Linked DNA regions of Mus musculus: all the other regions are linked to region 3. The links are chromatin loops, found by intact Hi-C in ENCODE. Cell type or tissue: left cerebral cortex. All regions are shown on one strand. Region 1 overlaps Epb41l1 (erythrocyte membrane protein band 4.1 like 1). Region 2 overlaps Epb41l1 (erythrocyte membrane protein band 4.1 like 1). Region 3 holds the start of Scand1 (SCAN domain-containing 1).

Evidence for each region. Hi-C counts contacts between places; a loop is a spot of excess contacts. Peaks named below come from ENCODE experiments on the same cell type or tissue, not always from the same donor. Only the 100,000 strongest peaks of a DNase experiment are listed, where the experiment ranks them.
Region 1: a loop joins it to region 3, with 6 times the contacts of the local background. A loop is called at or near these places in 5 of 42 quality-filtered maps.
Region 2: it touches region 3 in a loop (2.0-fold over the local background); 2 of 42 quality-filtered maps call a loop at or near these places.

Annotation. Positions count from the first base shown.
Region 1 is chr2:156,511,672-156,519,671 of GRCm38, forward strand. Epb41l1 (erythrocyte membrane protein band 4.1 like 1) reads left to right here. Exons shown (of 25, transcript NM_001368800.1): 14 at 114-149; 15 at 2,357-2,539. Among named protein-coding and RNA genes, the nearest start is that of Gm33977, 17 kb to the left of the region's middle. In left cerebral cortex, a CTCF peak has its summit at 4,306; DNase peaks (open chromatin) are centred at 3,676, 4,298 and 6,829; H3K27ac peaks cover 462 bases.
Region 2 is chr2:156,456,587-156,464,586 of GRCm38, forward strand. The region is part of intron 2 of Epb41l1 (erythrocyte membrane protein band 4.1 like 1); the gene reads left to right. Among named protein-coding and RNA genes, the nearest start is that of Gm33977, 38 kb to the right of the region's middle. In left cerebral cortex, a CTCF peak has its summit at 4,090; DNase peaks (open chromatin) are centred at 4,100 and 6,039; H3K27ac peaks cover 699 bases.
Region 3 is chr2:156,308,488-156,316,487 of GRCm38, forward strand. It overlaps Phf20 (PHD finger protein 20), which reads left to right. Exons shown (of 18, transcript NM_172674.2): 18 at 1-1,466. It overlaps Scand1 (SCAN domain-containing 1), which reads right to left and starts at 4,217. Exons shown (of 2, transcript NM_020255.3): 1 at 4,015-4,217; 2 at 3,359-3,915. The coding sequence starts at 3,861. The coding sequence ends at 3,433. It overlaps Cnbd2 (cyclic nucleotide binding domain containing 2), which reads left to right and starts at 3,986. Exons shown (of 13, transcript NM_027585.2): 1 at 3,986-4,312. The coding sequence starts at 4,046. In left cerebral cortex, CTCF peaks have their summits at 3,063 (motif pointing left), 4,314 and 4,928 (motif pointing left); DNase peaks (open chromatin) are centred at 3,091, 3,514, 3,639, 4,116 and 1 more place; H3K4me3 peaks cover 2,331 bases; H3K27ac peaks cover 1,415 bases.

The DNA.
Region 1 (8,000 bases), 200 kb after region 3:
GGACTGGGTGTGAGTGCACAGGGCTACTCTGCTGGATCAGGCTGGAGGTGGTGTCTCTAATCTGTTTGTCCTACTGACCCTGCTGGTTCCTTTCCCTCCCGCTATCCCACCAGCCGGAGCAGGAAACCACGCCACGACACAAGCAGGAGGTACTGCATGGACCTACCCCTCCCCCCATAGCCATCAGATTCCCATTCCATCTCCCTGGCTCAGGCCCCCTACCTTCAGCCTCATGTCTGCCCTCCTTCCACACCCTCTTCCGTTATCTTCCTTTCTGATCACTGCCCTCCCTGTTATGCTCATGTCTTCAAGTCCCAGGGCAGGTTCTAGTCCCATCCCTGTGCAGTACCTGCCACCCAATGTCCCTCGTCGCTTGGCCTGGTGATCTATGCTTGCCTCCCACCCCACTTGCATCCTCCACCAGTTCTCTGAGTCCATTTAGCTCCTCCCTCTACTCCCACCCTTCCTTAGCATCACCTCTGCCCCACACCCCCATCTTCTCTGTGTTCTTTGTATCCCCTGACAACCAGATGTGAGGGTGGGGCTCGGGTGCGGAAGGAGGAGCACCTGCTCGCTCAGACTCCAGCCCTACCGCCCTCCTGAGTGGGCTGCTGGTGCCTCCCTGGAAACCTCCTCTCCTTCTCTCTTCTCACCTTCCTGTTCTCTGCTTCTATCAACTTCGCCTTCCACCCCCACCTCTTGTTCCCTTTTGCAGCACCCAGATCTCTCTGGACCCTTCAGTACAAGAGAGACAATTTATCCTAGCTGAGAGCAGGCCATAGTCAGAGCCTGTCATGATACCCTGCCATCCGGGCTTCAGCCCGGCTCAACTACCAACTTTGGGTCTTAGAAAGACTTGGTGGGCCCTGATCGTCAGCTACACAATAGGGCAGGCATATTACCTGTGACTCCAGCAGTACCTGCCTTATTCTTGTGCCAGGCCTTGACTCTCAGCCTTTAAGCTCTAGGAATCCCAGGACCCAACAGTTGTACTATTGGGAGCACAACCCACCCCCAAGGCCAGCAGGCCCATTGGGATCATCTGCTATTCATTGCCACTCACCATTGAGGCCCGTACTCAAGCCCTGGGCAAAGTCCACTGAGTTTGACCTCTCCGACGGACACTGTCTGTGGCCAGCTTAGCCCGAGAGAGAGGGAGGGAGGGAGGGTGGGAGGGAGGGAGGGAGGGAGGGAGGGAGGGAGAGAGGGCCGAGGTCCAAGCAGGTGCCTGGGGGGGGGGTGGCAGAAGCCTCGGTTGGATTGGCTTTCTTCCTGAGAAGGTTTGAAAGCAACTATAGAGATTCTTAGATGCCAGAGCTGAGTCCAAGGGAAGATTCCAGCCTTACCCAAGAGCAAGATTATCTCCCAGGTGGCTCCTCTCAAATAGCCTTACAGATAGCCCCTAGGCTCCCCGCCCACTTCTCTCTGTCCCAGATGATGTCCCAAGCAGATGGCCAGCATGGGCAGCTGTCTGTGGCTCATCCTCCCAGGGCCCAAGCACACTGCTCCATCTGTAACACTGGCATGAACTCGTACACACCGGGCACTCCAGCTCTACCTGACTTCTTCGTGTGCTAGGCCTTGAAACTCACCTCTCTTCTTCCTAGTCTCAGGTTTCTCGCCCCCACAAAAGCTTCACTTCCACCCTAGCTTCCTGGTCTCTCTGACGGTGTCTGACTTCTCCTACTCTTAGAGAGTCAGTACTCAGAAGGCATCCGAAAGGTTCTGGGATAGAGAAGGCAGCAGCTCACGGCAGGCAGTGCTGCACGATCTTTCTCTGGTCCTGAGTAAGGGAACGGGGCCCAGTTTTCTAAGTGATCCAGCTTAGGCACTTTTTTCTCCCATGCCTCCATGGAGCCTGAGCGGTTGGATGGGGGCTCAAGGGAGCCCAGACTGAGCACACTATTAAGTGATCCTAGTCTTGACCAGAGGTAGGAGCCACGATTCAAGAGGGTTCCGGGAAGCCAGCGAGCCAGTGCGGCTCAGTGAACAGAGCAGGGACGTCTCACCTTGGAACACACAGCCTGCTGTGCCTGGATCATAAACAGGAAAGTCTGTGCCTGACTCTGTCTGTGCTCAGAACACAATGGGTGCTCACCGAGACTTGAGGGCTCCGTGGAGTTGAATGTTCTTGGGTAAGGGAGGCAGGGGAAGAGAGGGCACGACACCATCCAGTCACCCCATGCCCCTGGTCAGGACACCCCGTGGAGTTCATTGTCTTTGCTTCCTTGACTCCTGGGACTGTTATGAGGGGGACAGTGTAGGGAGGGGTAGTGGAGGGTGGTGATCCCAGTCTTCCTGTGTCTTCTGCCCACAGTAGGTCATCTTATACCTCTCCCTCTTCTCTCATGCCTAGTTCCTGGACAAGCCAGAGGATGTCTTGTTGAAGCACCAGGCCAGCATCAATGAACTCAAGAGGACCCTGAAGGAGCCCAACAGCAAACTGATCCACCGGGATCGAGACTGGGATCGGGAGCGCAGGCTGCCCTCGTCGCCTGCCTCCCCCTCCCCCAAGGGCACCCCGGAAAAAGCCAGTGAGGTAGGTACCATGCTGTGGCCCTTGATGGGACTGTGAGTAAAGAGACACAGAGTTGGGTGGGGCAGGGGCTAAGTACATATTTACATTTATCCTCCACACAAATAATGTGTCTCCTAGTTGCTTACAGACATGAGGGATGGGGAGGCAGGTTAGGCTGAGAAAGTCAAACCCACTAACCCCTGAGTCCCATGGACCATCTTAAAACATGAAAAACTCCAAAAAATGCATGGTAGCTTGTTTGTGTTCCCCTTCAGTCAAGCAAAGGAAACTGGGGAAAGGGTGCTTGCTAGAAACTCCGAGACCCCCTGTGGGACCCACTGAATCAGAGTTCCAGGGAACCAGCCTTTTAAACAAGTGCCCCAGGCAAGTCTCTTGCAAATTCAACTTTAAGAATCCTGGAAGCTCTACCCAGGAGCCAGACCCTTGGGGGCTTATGTGAGAGTGCAGGGAGAACACGGTCCCTCTTGGGAGGATCCTCAAGTCTCACCAAGGTGGTAAGTCCACTGCACAAACCCAACGCTCCTGAGACTGTCTCAGGACCCTGTGTGTCCTGCCTCCAGGGTGGAAATCAGGGGGCTATTTTCTTAATTGAGAAAGATGAAGACAGGCTTTGGGGAAATCCCATATCTATACCCCAAGTTATTGTATCGGCACTTGTGGAATCCTGGCAGGATTTACCCATTTCAATGTATTCGTCTTCTCGCTCAAGCTGCCGCTCACCGCTCACCAGATTGATCGTGTTCTAGACTTAAGCTCCTGGTTCCATTACCTGAGGGCTGAGGGCTCTGAGCTTGTTACTTAATCTCTCCAAGGCCCTGTTAGGTGAATAAGGATGTTTACAAAGGTCAGATGAAATAATGCCCGGAGAGGGACCGCATGGCCACTGTGTTGCCTGATATGGAAAACTTGGTCTTCCTTATGGAGTCCCAGGACTGTGCCTTGCAGAACTCCAAATCAAAGCTGGAAGGACGCTGGGAACCCTCTGTTTAAAGACTGCCTTTTACTGAGATCCAGAGAGACAAAGACCAACTCGGCACGAAAGATGCGTTTGCTGTGTTCCATGAGTCATTGTGCTTGCTTGTCTTTAATTCACAGCTGGCTTGAGGCAAGGCCAGATCGTGTGCAGAGCGGGCGAAGAGCCAGCTGTGTACCTGCTTTCTCTCCAGTGCTTTGAAAATTGGTGATGCAGTCATGATTTAGTTCATAGAGCGTTTGATTGAACTGGTACCCGCCATGGTCTGAGCTCACCAGATAACAGAGAGCTTTCTTGTGAGGCATAAAACTAACCCAGCTGGGATTCCATAGCTGCCAATATCAATATCACACAGTCAGGGTTGCTTTGGGGGCCTTGAAGCCTGATACTCTAGAAAGGAGGCAAGTTTCTGCACCTACTAGCAGAGGTGACAGACTTAAACATTATGACACCGTGTTGTCAAATATGCATGTCTTGATTGACATTTGTAGTTACCCAGGATGCACATGGTCCCCAGGCTGTAGATTAGACCAGCCCCTTTTCTGAGGGCTTCTGAGGTCCCAGCACAACCAAGACTCAGACTGGTGCACAGCACTCTCCTCTAGACCGCTCATTCCCTCGGGAAAGACTTGGACAGGGTGACTTCTAACATTCCTGAGACGGGCTAGGTCTTGGCCTGGATGCAACTGAAGTGTGATGGAGAAGCTACCCAAAGGGTGAGATGCCCGCAGAGAAAGAATGGGCAGAATGAATGTTGGTGAGCTAGGACCAGAGTTAAGGGGTGTGCCCCACCTGCTGGTGACAACTGGAACTGCTGACAGAGGGACCGGTTCCAGCCACCACCTCCTTAGCCCTGAAAACTGTAGTCGGTACTCATGAGGAGTACAGGAGCCCACCTTGGAGTTATGGACCATTTAGAGCTGGCTTTTAGGGCCTTGGCATTTATGGGTTCTTGAGGATTTGCAAAATAGGGAGGAGTCATAGACAAGAACTTCACTCTGTCCTCCGGTAGGTGATGTTACCTCTGTGAGTCTCGTTGCATAGGTGATCTTAAAGGGGACCAGAGTGTCATCCCATTGGGAGGTCATTGGCAAGGCTAACTGAACAATGAAGGTGGGAGTTCAGTGTCCCCTAAGAAGTGTTGACAGTTATGGGACACTGCTGAAGGTGACTGGATCCCTGGCCCAATATGGCTCTCTAGAGGACCCTGCAAGGACATGCCACCAGAACTCCCAGAGACATCTCTAAGCTTGCTGGGTCCCACCCAAGCCAAGGGGAAAAGCAGCAGGAACTTGAACTGTTCCCATTGGTCAAACCCAGGTAGTTTGAAAGCCAATTAAGGGGTGGTGGTGGTGGTGTGGATGTGTGTAGCACTGTGCACACCTCTGTGTGTGTAGGGGGGTAGTGGTGTGTGTGTGTGCATTACTAGGCACACCTCTGTGGGGGGGGCATCTTCCTTAGTCACTCTCTACCATTTTTAAAATCATCTTTATTTATGTGTGTGTTTATCTACAGTGTGTGTATGTATGTATGTTTGTGTGTGTATGTATATGTATGTGTTTATCTACAGTGTGTGTATGTATGTATGTTTGTGTGTGTATGTATATGTATGTGTTTATCTACAGTGTGTGTATGTGTGTATGTGTGTGTGTGTATGCATGCAGTGCATGTGTCTGTGTGGGGTATGTATGTATGTTTGTGTGTGTATGTGTATGTATGTATGTATGTGTGTGTGTGTATGTGTGCATGCATGTGTCTGTGTGGGGTATGTATGGCGGTCAGAGGACAACTTTGCAGAGTCTCTCCTTCGTCCCTGGGGCCCTGGGGATTGAACTTTGGCTTTCAGGCTTGGCAACAGCACTGTCACCCATTGAGCCATCTCACCAGCTCCTCTACTTTATTTTTTGAGATAAGCCTCTCATGGAACTCGGAGCTCACTGATTCAACTAGGCTGGCTGGCCAGTGAGCTCCGGGCATCTGCCTGGCACCTCCTCCCCAGAGCTGGGACCACACCTGGCTTTTTTTCATAGGTTCTGGGGATCTGAACCCAAATCCTCCTGCCTGTCTGAGGATTTTACTAATTATGGCATCTCCTCAGCTTCTCAAAGACAACTTTTAAAAAATATGACTGTGACCCCCACTATAAGTTCGAATCATAGCCTGAGCCATGACACCTCCGGCAGGCTTGAAGTCAGAGTCTAATGATGGTATTCTAAACTCCCTCAAGTGTTAGTGAGAATGGGGTTCTGGCCAGAAGGCACAGGATTGCCTTGCTGTTGTTATCTGTCTTTTCCCTCAGAATGGCTCCTTCCTGACTGACCCTATGAACTAACATGTTAATATGGGGCTTACAAAGCTGGACTATTTACAGACTATGTGTGTCTCTCCTGCTCGCTCTCTCTCTCTCTCTCTCTCTCTCTCTCTCTCTCTCTCTCTCTCTCTCTCTCTCTCTCTCTCCTTTTCCTCTGGCCTGGGCCTCCCCTGCAGGCCCAGAGGATCCACGACACTTCTCAGCAGGACTTGGTCCCTGGAACAGCAGCAGGCTTGGAAGTGTTCACTCAGAAAAGCCTCGCAGCGTCTCCTGAGGTTACTGTCTTCACTCTCCCACACCCCTTGCCCCTGGGCCTCCAGCCCATCCCTGTCTACCCTCCAGGATCTTAAGAAAACCCTTTCCCTGGGGTTGTGGGGAACAGGCCAGACTCTGCTGTGGAGAGGATAGCAAAGGTGGTCCACATTGTCCCTGTCTTATAAATGGCAAGTGTCCCCACCCCAGGGATCCACGAAGGGCCAGCCCCTCCCTCATCCATTATGTACCAGTAAGGACAGGATTGCTGCTACTCCCAGAAGACAGAAAAACTGGTTCCCTCTAGTTCCAAGGGGGCAAAGGCATGATCCTTTCCGGATGCAGGCTCTAACTAACATTAAGCTTGGGATTAGGTGTCTTGACCCTTGACCGTGACTTGCCCTGAGCTCTTGTCTGTGTTTAGAAGCCTGATTATAGTCTATGGGTTAGGGCACAGTCTCCTTCTTTTCTCTCCTTCCAGCCATCTAAACTCATCGGACATTGGCAAAAGTACATGTCTTCCTTCCAAAAGCATCCTTGAGTTTGTAGAGAGGCAAGCCTTCTAAGTGAGGAGGGCATTGCTTCTGGGTCCAGATGAGCACCAGGTCAAAGGCTCTTGGGGTTTTCTGTGGCCCTGTGTGGATGCTGGGTCTGGATCCCTACATCCCATAATCTGTTGGCCGTGGGAGTCTACTGATAGGAAAACATCCTTCATGTAGCCTCTGTGCCCCATCTGTCGGTGTGGCTTCTGAGGATATAGACGCTATTCCTCCCACAGAGAAAACTTCTGTAGCAGACGTGAGTTTGCTGTGAATGTAGGAAGGAGATGAGCAAGCTCCAGACAAGGGAGAATACAGCCTGCAACTCTCCCTGAAGTCTTCTTCATGTAAAAATAAAAACAAACCACTCAGTGTCGTCTCCTGAGAGCAGTGAGACAGTGAGGCAGCAGCATCCCAGCGTTAGGGACATGGTGTCGGGAGATGCTCTGGTGTCGGGAGATGCTCTTAGAAACAAGGACAGTAGGGTATAGGGGACTTTCGGGATAGCATTTGAAATGTATATAAAGAAAATATCTAATAAAAATAAAATAAGAAAAAAAAAAGAAACAAGGACAGTGCCTTGTGGGGTCTGAGCCAAGTGTGCACCTTTCTCCAGTGACCTGCCACATCAGCCTTACTGTCTCATCTACAGTCATCAGGACCTCCCTGCCTTCCTACCCCCTCCCCCACCCCCTCCTTCTGTCTTATCCCTCCTTCCACAGGGCCTTCCCATGTTGCCCTGGCTGGACTCAAATGCGTGGTCCTCCTGCTTTGGGCTCCCAAGTGCTGAGCATGAAGTTTTCTGTGAAGTCTGTCTTGATCAGGGCTTCTTCTTGCTACCTATTGGCCATGGACTCTGCAGCCTCCCTGAGGCGGTCCCTCGAGGAATTGAACACCTCTTCTCTGCCCGTCTTCTAACAGCTTCTCCTAGGATGCAGGTTCTAGAGAGCCCCCTTCCTGGACTTCTTCTGACCCCAGATGTAATTGAGAATTCCAGGTGGGGCCGGGACAGCTAGGAGTCAGTGGAGCTGCCCTGTGGGGTTTCTTCTTGTTCATCATGAGGTAGACTTGATCCCTCTTCACTCCTGTGGCTGGAGCGGAGACAGCTCCATCAGATGGCACGGGGCACTCTAAGCAAGGCCCTGGAGAACCAGGGACTCTGGAGAGAATACATGGAGGTTGGCCTATCTGTGGAGATCCTAATGTTGTACCATCTTGTGACTTGGACCAGATGTAGCTTGACCAGTGCACTGGTGCCAGCCAAGTTGTCCTTTCTTTTAGTAAATCATGTCCCACCCCCATCAGTCCTTAACTGTTGCTTTTTTAGCATCGGAGCTCTTGTTTCCTCCCTCAGCACTCCTGTGTGATCTTCTGCAAATGCCTTCA
Region 2 (8,000 bases), 150 kb after region 3:
TCCATCTCAGACTCCCTCACTGAATCATATGTGGAAAGTCTTCTGGGTGTGAGGTAATGCCCACAGATGCTGGCTGTGAGGGCATGGATGCCTCTAGTCTACCTCCCATAGCTGCTAATACCATAGAGGAAGTCCTCTGGCCCCCAAGATCTTGCCTGGAGTTTTGTAGCATCAATTTCCAAGATGGAGGGAGCACTCGTGATTGGGGAGGGCCGTGAGATGGTTCCATCAGGCACTGGGGAGATGACTCGGTCAGTGAAGCGCTTGTTATACAACAACAAAGGCCTGACTTCAGATCCCCAACTCGCACCTAACAGCTGAAGTGACCTGGTTCTTCCTTAGTCCCATCACCAAGGAGGCAAGGACAGGTGGCCGGCCATCCTCGCTGAGTTGATAAGGTTAGGATTCAGAGACAGATCCTGCCTCAAAAAATAAGGTGAAGGTCACGCAAGGCAAACACTCAGTGCCTACCTCTGGCTTCCACACATGTGAGCACATATGTGTACATACACCCCACAAATATACTATACAGACCCGCACCCACATATACAGATACTGTTCTCACGTGAAGAGAGTGTTTTCCCATGCTAAGGTGCCTGACAGGAGGTGATATTCCTGTGACATTGTGACAAAGGTGTTCAGTATCTATCACCCCTGTCTTTTAGGGTTAGGGCCTTTGGTGAGGCACAGGGAGACCTGTGGCCTCTCCCACTAGCACATCATTGCTCTGTGTGTGTCTGTGTTTGTGTCTGTGCACACTCATCTGTGACTACGAGTCAGTGCTCTTGGGATGGCCAAGGAGTGACTCTTTTAAAAAGGCCCTTTCTGCTCTTGTTCTAAGGAAAATAATTACACAAGTGACTAATTTTATCCCTAATCCCATAATTACTTTATTATGTAGCTGGTGAGAGGGCTCTGAGCTGTGCCTTTGGCGCCACTCTGGCTGCTGGCCCAGTTGGCCTGGTCCTGTAGCAATAGAGCCCCGCCCTGCTGCTGGCATGGCTCTATCAGAGGACAGGATTGCTCTATTTCCACTTGGGCTAGGGCCAGCTGCATGTCGGTGTTGGGGGCCTGAAAACCTACCTTCCTTTCCTCCCAAGTCTGTAGACAAAGGCAACTTCCCTGAGAGTGAGAGTGTGTACTGCAGGATCCAGTCAGCGGGAGTCAAGATTCCTGTTTATCCTCATTTACCTCCTTCAGGGCCTTAGATAAGTTATTTCCTGATGGGTCTTGATCCTGTTGTCTGTAAAATGGGGTTCTTGCTGGCTTTAATGGTCCAAATTTCAGGAGGGGAACTAAGAAAGCAAGAGTTTTGAGTCCAGGGTTCCTTCTTGCTGCCCATTGAAAATATACTTCATGTAACTTGTGTGAGGCTCTGAGTTCAAGCCCCAACATCACACCAGTCCATCAACTAAACCCTAGTCTAGTATATCCCACCATAATATATAGGGCAGTAGTTTAGTATATCCCATCATAGCATTGAAGACAGTAGTCCAGTATATCCCACTGTAGTATTTAAGACAGTAGTCTAGTATATCCCACCACAGAATTTAAGACAATAGTCCAGTATATCCCACCATAGTATATAAGACAGGAGTCCAGTATATCCCACCATAGTATATAAGACAGGAGTCCAGTATATCCCACCATAGTATTTAAGGCAGTAGTACTGTGTAGCAGGCACCTTCATTTTTCTCATCAGTAAATACTCTGGACCATAAATCCTGTAAACCAAGCTCTTAGCCCTGCCTCCATTGTTTTATTCTAGTATAGAAATAATTGAAGAGCCATTCAGATAGGAATCAGCAGGGCTGAGATTTGAACCCAGGCCTCTGTTCCCAAAGTTCCCTCTCCCTTTCTTTCTCTGTCTTTCTGTCTGTCTCTGTCTCTCTTTGTCTCTATCTCCCTCTTTGTCTCTGTGTCTGTCTGTGTCTGTCTGTCTGTCTCTCTCTCTTTGAGACAGGGTTTCTCTGTGTAGCTCCGACTATCCTGGAATTCACTCTGTCAACCAGGCTGGCCTTGAACTTGGATATCTGGTTGTCTCTTCCTCCTGAATGTTGGGATTAAATACGTAACCACTGTCCGGCATTTACCCATTCTTTATAGCTACTATACAGAATTATTAGGCTTGCTGGGTAATTAAACTCTTGACCATGTAAACTTAAACTTGATCCCATAAGCCATAGGGATGACATGATAAACTGGAAGCCCCTGTAGCTAAGGAGGTGAAGTGGCTTAATTTTCAGACTATGTGATGTGTGTCTCTCTTTTTGTCTTTTGATTTTTAAGACAGGGTCTCACTGTGTAGCCCTGTCTGGTCAGAAACTTGCTGTATAGACAAGGATAACCTTGAACTCACAGAGCTCCATCTGCCTGTTGGTATTTAAGGCATGTGCCACTATGCCTGGATGTATCTCAGCATTACTATGGTGTCACACTCATTCTATCTTTGGTTTTTAGTCTTTTCTTCTTGTTCATATTTCTCTATGTAACACTACGTTTTTTCTTTAAATTGAGGCAAAATACACATATCCTAAAATTTACCGTGTGTGTGTGTGTGTGTGTGTGTGTGTGTGTGTGTGTGTGTGTGTACATCTGTGGGCTGGTTGTATGTTTGTTTGTTTGTTTTGTTTTCTCAAGACAGGGATTCTTTGTGTAGCCCTGGCTGTCCTGGAACTCACTCTGTAGACAGACTAGCCTCATACTCAGAGATCTGCCTGCCTCTGCCTCCCAAGTGCTGGGATTAAAGATGTGTGTCACAACAGCCCAGGGTAACCCTTACGTTTTTTAAGCGAACAGTTTAATAATGTTAAGGATGATCTCATTGTGTTCCAGCCACTACCATCCATCCATCCATCTATCCATCCATCCATCCATCCATCCATGATTGTTGGTGTTATTATTATTATCATTATCGAGTGTGTGTGTGTGTTTCTGTGTGTCATAGTGCAGGTGTGTATGTGTGTGTGTGTGTGTGTGTGTGTGTGTGTGTGTGTGTGTGTGTGTGTGCCAGGGCATGCTGGAAATCAGAGGACAGCTTTTGAAGGTTGGTTCTCCTCTTCAACATTGGGATCTAGGGACCAATTTCAGGCCATCAGGTATGAGACTGACTTGCTGAGCCTCCTTGTTGGCTCTCCAGAACTTCTTTATCTTGGAAAAACTGAATCTCCATTCATTAAACAATAACCCCCGATTCCCCGTCTCTTGCAGCCTGTGGCAACTACCACTCTCTTTTCTGCCTGTATGAATTTGACTAACAGCCTCCCGTATGTGGAATCACACAGCACTTGTCTTGTTATGAATGGCTTGTTTCACTTAGCATAATGTTCTTAAGGGTCATTCATGTTCCTTCTGAGGTAGAATAATACTTCATTGTGTGGGCCACATTTTGTTATCAATAGACACCCTTTTCCTTACCTCTTGGCTATTGTGAATAACTGCAGCAGCACTGGCTATAGAACTGTCTTGTTGATGAGGTTTTTTTAAAATCTCTTTTGGATTTATACTCAGAAGTGCATATTTGGTGTGGGCACGTGCATGTTAGTGTGTATGTGTGTGTGTGTCTGTGTAGGGCAAGGGGATAGCCTCTGGCATTTTCTTTCTTTTTTTTTTTTGAGACAGGATCTCTCGTTGCCCTGGGACTTTACTGAATTGGCTAGCCTAGCTGACCAGCATGCTTACAAGGATCTGTCTGTCATCCTCCATCTCACTGTTGCTGGGATTAGAGCATGTGTCCCCAGCTTTTTATGTGGGTTTTAGGGATCCGAATTCAGTCCCTCATACTTTTAAGGCAAGTGCTTGACCAACTGAGCCATCTCCCCTGCCCCATTGGTACTTATTTAAAAGCCGGAGTTTCTTGTGTCTTATCAATAATGTGGTGGGAACTAGGTCAGATATTTGATATATGCTGTCCCGTTCTCGCTCTTTATCAACCGGGTACAGCAGATAAAATCATCCCCAGTTTATGGCTGACAAATGAAAGCTCAGAGAGATTGCTTATTTGCTCAAAGCCGAACAGCTCGGAAGCCTTGAGGCAGAGTTGAGAGCTGGCTGCTGCCCAAGCCTGCTTTTAATTGTCGCGAACTGCTGCCTCCCTGCGGCCTCAGCTCCACCTGTCTGGGCAATTTTCTGCCTCGGTGGTGCTGTTTCTCTTTCCCCGCTCACATCCCCACCATTTTCCTGCCTTTCCTGTGTTCACGTTCACTGGAAACCCTGAACAACTTTCGTGAAAGCCCTTTGACTGCCAGGACGGTTTTGTGTGCTGGAAACCGACAGAGCAAGGCCTGTAATTTGCTTTCTAATCATAGACCTCCAGATTCACAGTGGCTGCCGGGATCTCCTACCACATCATGTGGCCACCAGCTTGTAGATCGTCAAAGAACCAGCCCCTTGGGGCCTGGGACACTGTACTCCTATGAAGAGTCGGGGGAGGGTTCAGCCCACCTGATTGGGGTTCTCCTAGCTCTCAGATTCTTGGCAACAACATAAGATTTTTCTCTTGAAAAATCTGTAGAAATATTCCACAACACTTGCCCTTCTCTGACTTTCAAAACTGTCAGAGCAGAATATCCCAAAGTTTGGGTGATTTTTGTGGATTTCCGCTCATATGAGACAGCCTTAAAATTTGCAGGCTGGCTGGCATCTTTTTTTTTCTTTTTATTGTGGAGAATTCCAAATGTATAGAAAAGTAGAGAGAACAGCATAATGATTTATGAGAAGCCACCATACGCAGCACTTCTAGCCAATGGCATGGAAGCTGGGCTTTCCTGCACTCATAGCTCACTCCGTAGATGCTCAGTAAACCCACACAGAGACTGAGTACACATTTCTTCTCCCACCATTGCATTAAGAGGCGAGGGCCGGTTGATTTTCCAAGAGAGCCAATGGCAAGAACATGTACTCTGGTGTCAGACACAGTTGTTCAGATTCACAGAGCTGAACATCTTCAGGCAAGTTAGTGATCAGTTTTATTGTCTATAAAATGGGTATAGAAATAGAAGTGCTTACTTCGTAGGTGTGGCTGTAGCTGTCTGGGGTTTGTTTTATCTGGAGACTGGGCTTCCTGTACCGCAGGCTGCCTTGGAACTTGCTTATAGCAAGGATGCCCTTGAACTTCTGATCCTCTTGCCTTCGCCTTCTAAAGGCTGGGATTATGAGTATGCACACTATGCTTGGTGTATGCTAGCCTTGAACCCAGGCCTTCAAGCATGGTAGGCAAGCTCTCTGCCAATCGGGCTACATTCCAGCCCTAGCTAATGCATTTTTAAGAGTTTTCTTTTCTTTCTTTTTTCTTTTGGTTTTTCTGAGACAGGGTTTCTCTGTATAGCCCTGGCTGTCCTGGAACTCTTGTTGTTGATGCTTGTTTGGTGTTGGTGTGTGTGTGTTTCTAGGGATCAAACCTGAGATCTTGCGCCTCTAGACAAGTACTCCACCATTGGTCTATAGCCCCAGGTCTATTGCCACTAATGCTTTTTATTGCTGCTTTGAATATTAAAATTCTAGTAGGAAGAATCCATGTGTTTTAAAAGTACAAAAATAAGTTGGAGTCCACTAGAATTGAAACCCTAGGATTTGGCTCCATTTTATGTCACAGTCAGCATTTAGTTGTAGGCTCAAGAAAAGGTCGCCACAGCCAGAGCCCATGCCCCCAATGTGGATGCTGGGAGCAGGCCCAGCATGGGGGCCACGCAGGCTGGCTCCGCCTCTTTGCTTTGCTTCCATCTGCCCCCTGAGGGTACAGTGACCCCCATGAGAGGGACAGGCCCAGCTGGAAGAGCCCAGAGGTGGTGAGCAGCGACACTGCGGGATGTCTTGTTGCTAGGAGACCCGAGGAGGCAGCAGGACCCATTGCCAGAAGAGGGAGGGGATGATGGTGGGTTGATGTAGGGATGCAGGGCATGTGACCCCAGATGGACTTTTGTGGGGTTCTGGAAGGAGATGGTGGTGCAGCTATTGGGATCCTTGCCAGGAAGGGAGGAGAGGTCGGAGCAGAGACTCTGGAGAACCCGACTCTTTCTGTAGACCAGGACAAGCTGTTCAGTTCTTCCTGCTTGCTGCATGTCAAAATCAGACCAGCATTGGTGTCCCGATTCATTGTGTGGCTCTGGAAAGTTATGTGGCTGCTGTGCTTGCTGGGCCCCTGTCAGCTTCTTCATCTGCAGGATGGGCCCTATCCACTGCACGACGTGGTTTCAGATGTGACCTACAGGGAGCAAGAGCAAGTGCAGACGTGGCTTTGGCATCATGCCAGCATTTCTTATCATTGATTTTTTTTCCTTTGCTGTACAGCGAAGGAACTGGAGTCCCTCTAACCAGGCTGGATTCATGGGTGTGGAGCCTGGAGCGGACTTCCAGCATGTTCCTGTGTTAGAAGATGATGGGGACCTGCTAGCTGGGCTCTCAGCTAGTAACACTCCAGGGAGTGGCTGAGAAGGGCAGCAAAGTTCAAAAGCAGAGAGGGGCTGCATCAGGGGCTCTGTTGAGATTCCAGGAAGGACTTTGAATAGCTCTAGCCAGAAGCTTAGTGTGAGTGGCTAGAGATGATGGTGCAGTCCTACTAATATAAATAGTATTTGTCCACATGTATGTCACAGAATAAAAAAACCCCAAACAAGCAAAATGAAATGATCCCATTGGGATGAAAAAAAAAACCAAACAACAAGCTCTGGAAACATTACAAAGTTATGTATTTAAAACACAAGTGCCAGGTGGTGATGCTACACGCAAGCCCTTGATCCCAGCACTTGGAAGGCAGAGGCAGAAGTACGTTTCTTTCCGTTCAAGGTCTGCTTGGGCTACAGAGCCAGTTCCAGGATGGCCAGGGCTACACAGAAAAACCTTGTCTTAAAAATCAAACCAAACCAAGAAACCAACCAAGCAAACAGAAGGCAGGAGGAGCAGAGTTTGGTCCCAGAGCCATGTTTGTTGTTGTTGTTGTTGTTGTTTCTAAAGCTAGGTGTGGTGACATGTGCCTGTAATTCCAGCACTGAAGGCCCAGAGATCCTTGGGGCTTGCTGGCCAACCAGTCTAGTCTATTAGGAATTCTCAGGCCATTGAGAGACCTGGTCTCCACACACGCATAATGTTTGCACATAGACAATATATATATATACACATAGACAATATATATATATATAATATATATATATATATATGTACACACACATATACATGCACATATGATTTAGTGTGTGTGCGTGTGTACCCACAGATGCCAGGAGGGACCACTGGATCCCCTAGAGCTGGAGTTTCCAGTTGTTGAGCTGCCTGATGTGGGGGCTGGGGGCTGAACTCAGGTCCTCTGGAAGAACAGCACCCACACTTAACCAATGAGCCATCTCTCCGGCCCGAAATGATTTTCTAGTTGAATGTGATGGTTCAGGTTTGTGATCCCAGTTCTTGGGTGGGAACGTTGACACCATGTTTAACTGTATGTTAGCCATGACCACTTAGCAACATATTAGCTCTTCATCATTACTTTGTATGTATATGTGATACTTGAGTGTTGTGTGTGCGTGTGTATGGGTTGATATTTGTTTGCACATGTGTGTGTACATGTAGAGGCCAGAGGTTGGCATGGTCTGTCTCCCTCTGTTACTCCCCACTTTAACTTTTGAGATGGGGGTCTCTTCACTGAATCTGGAGCTCTCCAGCTGGCTCCTGGTACTGGCTGGCCAGCGAATCCTGGGAGTTTACCTGCTTCTGCACTCCAGTTCCTTGACAATGTTAATTGGTACAGTTTCCTAATGCTGAGTCCTTGATATCCAGACCATGGTAGCATGGTAGGTAGCAAGGAATGAGGCAACAACAGCCACCCCTAAGGGATCCCCCAACTGGCCTGGCAGGATTGGAGGGACTGTGTCACAGGGGTTTACCTGTGGAGGAGGACTGCCTTGGCTCACACTGGTCAGGGCGATTGTGCTGGTCTGTTGCCCCAGTCTGGCTGCTCCTCTTCACACCTGGTCCCCTTTTCCCTGCTGCGATGCTGGTCCTGGTGTGAT
Region 3 (8,000 bases):
TTCACAGAGATGTTTGTGTTGTTTCTTGTTTCGCAGGTTCTGGTTCCATGTGTCATTGCTATGTTGTTTGCTTGGTTTTATCTTATTAGGTGAAATGTAAAAGGTTCCGTGCTGTGAGGACTTCATTTTCACCAGTTTTTGTATCACTAACGGTAAACTTTGTTTGATTTATTCATCAACATCCACAGATTCATTATCAGTTTTGTAATCTGTAATGTTCTAGGCTGCAAATATTTACTATGTAAACATTAAGGAGCCAATGTCGGTAGCTACCAACAGCAGCACCTCTCGCTGCCTTAGGAATGGTTAAGTTTCAGGCCTAACAGGCCATCATGGCCATAAATTCAGGCTTGTGTACAGAGAAGCTTCAGGGAATGAATGCCCTTATCTAAAGATCTGTTCACCATCTGATACAAAATGTGCTGTGGAGCAAGCATGAGGTGACCTGGCATAGCTTAGGGAATGTGTGATGTGTAATTAAGCCAACACAGTCCCTTACAAGAGGCTGCTTCCCACTGCTCACATTGATGTCTTCTTGTGGGAAGAAGTGCTCCAAGAGTACACATGCCATCACGGTTCTGGATAATTTATCATAGAGCTACATTTTGAGACTTGTATGATGATTGTCTGAAAGGGAAAGAAACAAGATACTTAAAGCTACAACTGTGTGAGGTATGATGATTGTTAGATACTAATTTGGGGCCATCAAAGTGGCTTAGTTGGGAGAGGTGCTTGCCACCAAGCCTGCTGACCTGAGTTCAAGACCCAGGACCGAATAGAGAGAATTGACACCTTCAAGTTGTTCTGTGACACACATACACACAAATGTAATAAAGGATTTTAAATTGAGGTTTTTCTTTTTATGTAACTACTCTTAAGTATCACATCTGGGGAAGCTGTAACCTTGAAGGCAGTCAGTTTTGTGTGGTTCAAAGAAGGAAGCAGAAACTGAATGATGCTAATCTTGCCGTGTGGTCCTTACTGGGTTTATCATTTAGGTTTTGTAAAGGACATAATCTGGTTTCATTATTACTTGTTTTTAGGGAAACAAAGCAGAAACCCCATATTCTGATAACCTCAGTTCTTCCCTAACTTAAAGCCATGTTGAGGGGCTCCACTCCCAGTTCCTGGGTCAAAGTGAATTCACCCCTAAGTTGGAGCACTGGAATCTGTTGCAAACAATGTTATCATTTAGAAAGATGTGCACTACCTATGTTCTGTCTGTTAAAAAAACCTATCCACCTATAGAAAGTCACCTTGACAAAACAGTTCTGGTTTGATCAGTCATTCTTTAGTATGTATGCAAGGTGGATCCTGGCTGAGCCAACATTGCACTGTGGATACGTATCTGTGTTTACACGCTATTAGACAGAAGGCACTGTACATATGAGTGTTGCTTTCAAGCAATATTTGCAAAACATGCAAACTTCTGTATCTGGAAAAATAAAAACAGGTTCTTGTTGCTATGTGTCAGTCACATTACTGAAGTATAAAAGGTTGTGGGCTTTGTTGGTTTAGTTTAGTCTCACTATATAGCCCTGACTGGCCTAGAACTCCCAGAAATCCCGTCTCTGTTCCAAGTGCTGGTTTTAAAGTCCTGTACCACCACACCTGGTTGTTCTTTAAACAAAGTCTTGCAATGTAGTCCAGGCTGGCCTTGAGCTTATGCAACCCAAAGTTGGGCTTCAAACTTAAAATGATCCTGTCTTGGTCTCCGAGTATACCACCATAACCCAGCAAGGATTAAATGTTTTATGCATTATGGTGAGCTTGAGGCCAGCCTGGTCTACAGAGCGAGTTCGGAGACAGCCAGGGCTACATAGAGAAACCCTGTCTTAAAAAATAAAGTGCCGGGGGCTGGAGAGATGGCTCAGCGGTTAAGAGCACTGACTGCTCTTCTGAAGGTCCTGAGTTCAAGTGTGGCTCACACATTGCAGTGGAAGCTGCAGGTTTACTGCATTTTTGGTTGCTGGACACAGTGCAAGGCAGGACAGGCTGTTTCCCTAGACTGAGACTTACCTACTGCGTTCAACAAACCCAGGCTTCCTATAGACCTGAACTACCCCTCAACTAACACCCATGCCTGGGCAGAATCCTCAAAACTGGTTGTCTTCATTTCATTGCAAAATTCAAACAGGAGCCTCACAGTAAGTTCGTATTACTCATGCATTCCAGGCTCATCCCGGGGGAAACCATTGAGCAGGTGGAACATTGGAGATTGAGGAGTTTACTCATTGGTTTAAAAAATGGGGCAGAGAGGGAAGTCTTGCTCACAAGTGTGCCTCACTCCAGGGAGTTCTCTCACAGAGGAAGTTCATGAGAGGCTGATAAAGGAGAGGAATGGGCATCGGTGTCAAGGAGTCCGAAGTCCGAGGCGTCTTTTCATGATACACATTTCCGTCATGGCCATTGGTTTGTTTTTAAGGTCATGAACGCTAAATAGTTTTATGCAAAACATTTCTCAAATGACCAACACGTGTATATAGAAAGACAGGAGGCCCTGACCCATATAGGTTAAGGCAAGGAAACATGCCGAGCCTTCTCAGTCCCTGTCACAGGACACTGGATACTCTGTGTGTGTGTCTAACAAATGTGAAAGTAGAGGTCATATGAGATGGAGAAGTTAAGTGGAAATTATGTAAAGTACACATCAACTTCTCAAAAGAAAAACTGAGAAAAGCTGTTTTCAAAAAAAAAACTTACCAGGTAACCGTTGGAAGAAGAGGCTATTTCCAACAAGATTACTGGGAAAACACTGTTGTCCAGTTGTACTGATTCCAGTTACTGATCTTTAAGCATAAAGTGAAACGAGAGTTCGCTTTCCTTGGCAATATCAGTTCTGTTGCTTGAGTTTGTTTTTGAGAGGGTCTACATAGCCCTGGCTGGAACACACTATGTAAAAACCAGGCTGGCCTCAGAGACCCTCCTGCCTCTGCTTCCTGAGTGCTGAGGTTTAAAGTATGAGTCACAACAACCAACTAAATAAAGCATTTAATAGGGCCAGTTATTTTACTGCTCAGCTTCGAAACCGCTGTGTACTGCCATCTGCTGAAGCTCGGATACTAGATAGTGTGAGGCAGAGGGGAGAATAGAAGGCTAGAAAACTGAAACCTCATTAACATGGCCTTTTGCAAAACAAAACTCATGCAGGTTTAGAAAAACTGAATGTGGTCTAGATCTAGGTAGATTTCCTGCCTAAGGGCACAGCTTCGCGCAAATGCAGTGGTCCAGGAATAGCTAATCAAAAGCCTTAATCTTACAGGTTCCCAGAATCCTCTAGCTATCAGCTGGAAAGGTGGGCAACAAGTTCGTAAAATAAACCCAATAAATAAAGAACGAACGCAAGACACAGCAGACATGGGAGCTGTCAAAATTCAACTTTTATTAACTCAGGGGTAGGGTGTCAGTCCAGGGAGCCCCAGGCTCCGCCGCTCAGCCGGTGATGCGCACGTCCGCGCGGCGCCGCAGCCGCCGAGCCCGGGCCGCCTCCGGTAGAATGGCCTGCAGCTGCTCCTGCACCAGCATCTCCACGATCTGCTCCTTGGTGCGGATGTCCGGCCGCAGCCACTGGCGGGACAGCTCCCGCAGCTGCCGGAAGGCTTCCCGGGGCCCGGCCGCGTCCTGGTAGCGAAACTGCCGGAAGCGCTGGCGAAAGGTCTCGGGGCCGGGCCGAGAGGCTCCGGGCCGCAGGGCGGCGTCAGCGTAGGGCGCCGTGTTCAAAGCTGCGGGCGCGCCGGGGAGCTCCGGGGCCGGGGAGCTCCCGGAATCGGGCGACGGGGCCGCACAGTCGCCGGCTCCTTCCTGCTGCTCGGGAGGCGCCGCGGGGCTTTGGGGGTCCTGGCTGGGCTGCGGCGCCGCCATGACTACGGCTGTTGGCGTCCCCCTTTGTTTCGCAGTCCGGCGCCTCGCCTGCGTCTGCACCGGAAGGAGGTAACAGAGGGCCGCTGAAGGGCAGGGCCCGGGCACCCCAGCGGGACGCGGACTCAGGACAGGCTGCGGGCAAGCCCAGCTTACCTCGACCCGCGAAGCTCCTCGGTGGCCGGAAATGAACCGATCCGCGAATCCGGAAGCCGCCTCCTCTACCAGTCACGTGAAGTTTGATCTGGGGAAGTCCGTAGACATCAGCTCTACTGACACTAAGGATGGCGGCACTGCAAGGTCCCCATTGGAGCCGGCGGACAAGTCGGACACGACAGAGTCGAAATCTGAGTCGGGATCGGATTCCAGATCAGAGGAAGACAAGGAGAGTCCGGCCTCGATTAAGGAGATAAAGGCGGAGACACCCCAACCGAAGGACCGCCCTGGCGTGCAGGTGACCTGCGCCTCCTAGGGTAGATGCTGGTCCCTACTTGACCAGGCAGGATCTGGGGGTAGCGCTGACAGTCCTGGGTAAAGGAGGGTGATGGTTGGCTAGGGGATTGTCGGAGCTTGGGCGGATGCCCTGGGTGGGACAGCGGGACAGGGGCTCCAATTACTTTTAAAAAGATCTCTCAAGCCCGTAATCCTAGAGCTAAAGGACACCTCCTGAGCTATAAATTGAGCTGAGAATCTCATTAAACACACACACACACACACACACACACACACACACACACACACACACACACACATATACTGTCGCCTGCATAGGTGCAATTGATTTCACTTTATTTTGAGAAGGACAAAGTATTTGGGCAAGAGTCTTCAGACTTTCCTGCCCCCAAACAAGTGCTCAGGGCTTCTTTGTCATTGTTTTTGCTTGTCCTCGAAAACCAAGAGAAAGAGATTCAGTGGGTACTACTTTAACTTTAAGATTAATAAGTGGGGGGCTGGAGAGATGGCTCAGTAGTTAAGAGCACTGACTCCTCTTCCAGAGGTCCTGAGTTCAATTCCCAGCAACCACATGGTGGCTTACATCTACAATGGGCTCTGATGCCCTCTTCTGGTGTGTCTGAAAAGAACAGCGGTGAATACATAAAATAAGTAAATACATCTTTGAAAAAAGTTTAATAAGTAAACTGTAATTAACGATGTCCCAGATGGTGGCCATTAGCTTCTTGTATTTACTGAATCTTTGAAAGGTAAATACCCCGAAATTGAGATGTATTAAAATGTAGAATTACGCATGTGTCTGTAGGAAAAGAAAAATATTTTGTATTTATTACATATTTGAGTATGTTATGTAATTTTGTATATATGGGGGTCAAATAAACTATATTATTAAATTTTACCTGTGTCTTTTTACTTTTAAAATACAACTACTTTGAAATTTTTAAATTACACATACAGTTTATAGTATATCTTTGTTGACTAGCTGCTGTCTAGAGTGTCGGAATCAGGTGTCAGGAAACATCTTTTCTTTGCTTTAACACCCCCAGCAATAAATAGTGCCTGCCTCACAGTTGTCAGGTGGAGTAAATCAAGCTCTGGAAAAGACAGAGCTTTCAGAGCTAGGGAGATGGAGCGGTTGGTAAGGATGCTTGGGATGATGGGATGAGATGAGCGTGGTACCCAAGCATTGTGAGTCCACAGCTCTGGGCAGCCCACGAAGTTCTAGGCTTCTATCCTCCTCCGGACAACTAAGTCTTCCAGAATGACCGGGTTCATTCAGCTTCTCTTGGCTTCTGACTGAATTGCTCTGCTTGGCCTCATACTAACTTTGGCACTCTCCTCCTCCCCCTCCTCCTCCTCCTCCTCCCCCTCCCCCTCCTCTTCCTCCTCCTCCTCTTCCTCCTCCCCCTCCTCCCCCTCTCCCCTCCTCCTCCTCCTCCTCCTCCTCCTCCTTCTTCTTCTTTTCTTGAGACAGGGTTTCTCTGTATAGCCCTGGTTGTCCTGGAACACACTCTGTAGACCAGGCTGGCCTTGAACTCAGAAATCCACCTGCCTCTGCCTCCCAAGTGCTGGGATTAAAGGCGTGAGCCACCACACCCGGCTCTTGGCACTCTGTTCTAATCTTCTGGCTCATTCTGTCTTCACCTATGTCTGTCAAACTGTCCTGTTAAACTGCCAAAAACCCAACACACCACCACACCTTTTTTTCCCTCTCTGCTCTTAAGTAGTCTCTTTTCCAGTGCTGCTCTCCTGTGAGTTGGGCATGTCCAATCTCTGACTCATCCTGTCAAATCTTTCTCTGATTCAACACTTTGTCTGCCCCTTAATTTTAGATGTCACTTTCAGACCAACCTGCTTCCTTCTATAAACTAACCTTCCTTACCATCATTGTTAAGAGATTAAGGTATGTACTAAGGGATTAAAGGAATGTCATTCCAGCCGGATCACATAGACCTAGAAGGCCTTTGGATGTGATCCCTCGCTGGAGCAGCCATGTTGCTGGATTAAAATTCTACAGGTGCTTGCTGTGTAAGCATGAGGGCTTGAATCTCCCTGTGCCCATGAAAAAGCCAGGCATGGCTGAGCTGGCCTACACCTTAACGTTGGGCCCAGGTAGAGATCAAAAGAACTGCGTGGTTAGCCTATCCAATACGTACTTCTAAATTCAACTTGAGACCCTATCTCAAGGCAATGAGGAGAGTAATAGAGTAGAGCGCCCTCTTCTGGCATCTTCATACCTGTACACTCGCATGGATCACACACACACACACACACACACACACACACACACACACACACACACACACACACGTTTTCATTAGGTCAGGTCCATTGCCTTCAGCCTCTTGAGCTACAGGTGTTGCTGTTTTAATCTATAAAATAAAAAATCTGAATGCAAGAACTTGAGTGGAAAAGAGGAATAAAAAGAAAAGAACATGACTGTGGTTCCTAGGCACAGTGGAGGGGAAGGTCTAGTATAGATAACAGGGAAAGCATGGCCACAGTCAGAGACCCTGAGGGAGGCCAGAGGGGACATCATCCTGAGCCATGAGGAGAGAGAGGAGGGGGAAGGCAGAACCAGGTACCACAGCCAGAAAGCCCAAAGGTCCGAAGCCAGCAGGTAACCAAAATGGCTGTATGATACAGGGAAGAGCCTCTGGGGGAAGGGCAGCCTTCCCCGACTGGGCTGTAGAGTTCGGGGTAGGGGTCAGGGTATACAAGCCAGGAGGACTGTAATAGGCAGGGCTGAGGGATGCTGGGTGGACCTGGTGGCCAGGTTCTCTTTGACATGTTAAATAGGCAACTCAACCATCTGTCCTGGGTTTGAGACTTTCAGAACTAACCTCATGGAAGTTTCTATGAAAATTCAGATGGTGCCAGCAAAAGTATAATCTCTGATGCCCCCTTGGCAGGTGGTATATTCTGTTTGACTCCCAAAAAAGTTTTGTATCTCCGTTTTCCAGAAAGGGACAGGGGCTTAGTCAGGGTTTCTGTAGCTGTGACAAAAAAATCAACACCAATAAGCAACTCGGAGAAGAAAGGGTTTATTCAGCTTACACTTCCACATTACTGTCCATCACCAAAGTTAGGACAGGAATTCAAACAGGGCAGGAACCTGGAGGCAGGAGCTGATGCAGAGGCCACGGAGGGGTGCTGCTTACTACCTTGCTTCCCTTAAGCTTGCTCACCCTGCTTTCTTATAGAATCCAGGACTACCAGAACAAGGATAGCACCACCCACCATGGGCTGGGCCCTCCTCCATTGATCACTAGTTGAGAAAATGCCTTACAGTTGGATCTCATGGAGGCATTTCCTCACCTGAGGCTCCTTCCTTTCTGAAGACTCTAGTGTCAGATTGACACAAAACCAACCAGCTCAGGCCCAAGATGATAGGACTTTGGTCATCCCTGCTGTTCCTTTGGGTTCTGCGCAGGGATTGTGTAACAGCCAGGTAACCATTGTTAGGACAGATTTCTGACGATCACCTTGCCCATCCTTGAGGATGTCTCCCGTGGAGGTATGAAAGATGACCTTGAGAGGCACCACAAGGACCCCTCAGTGGGTTTTGTAGTTGCTGGCCTGTAAGCTTGGGAAACTTCATGGGCCAATCCGGACTTGAAGCTTTTTCTTGCTGGCCCCTCGGCATCTGCATTTCTGTTAGTCAGTTGTTCAGCTTCCTTTCACAAATA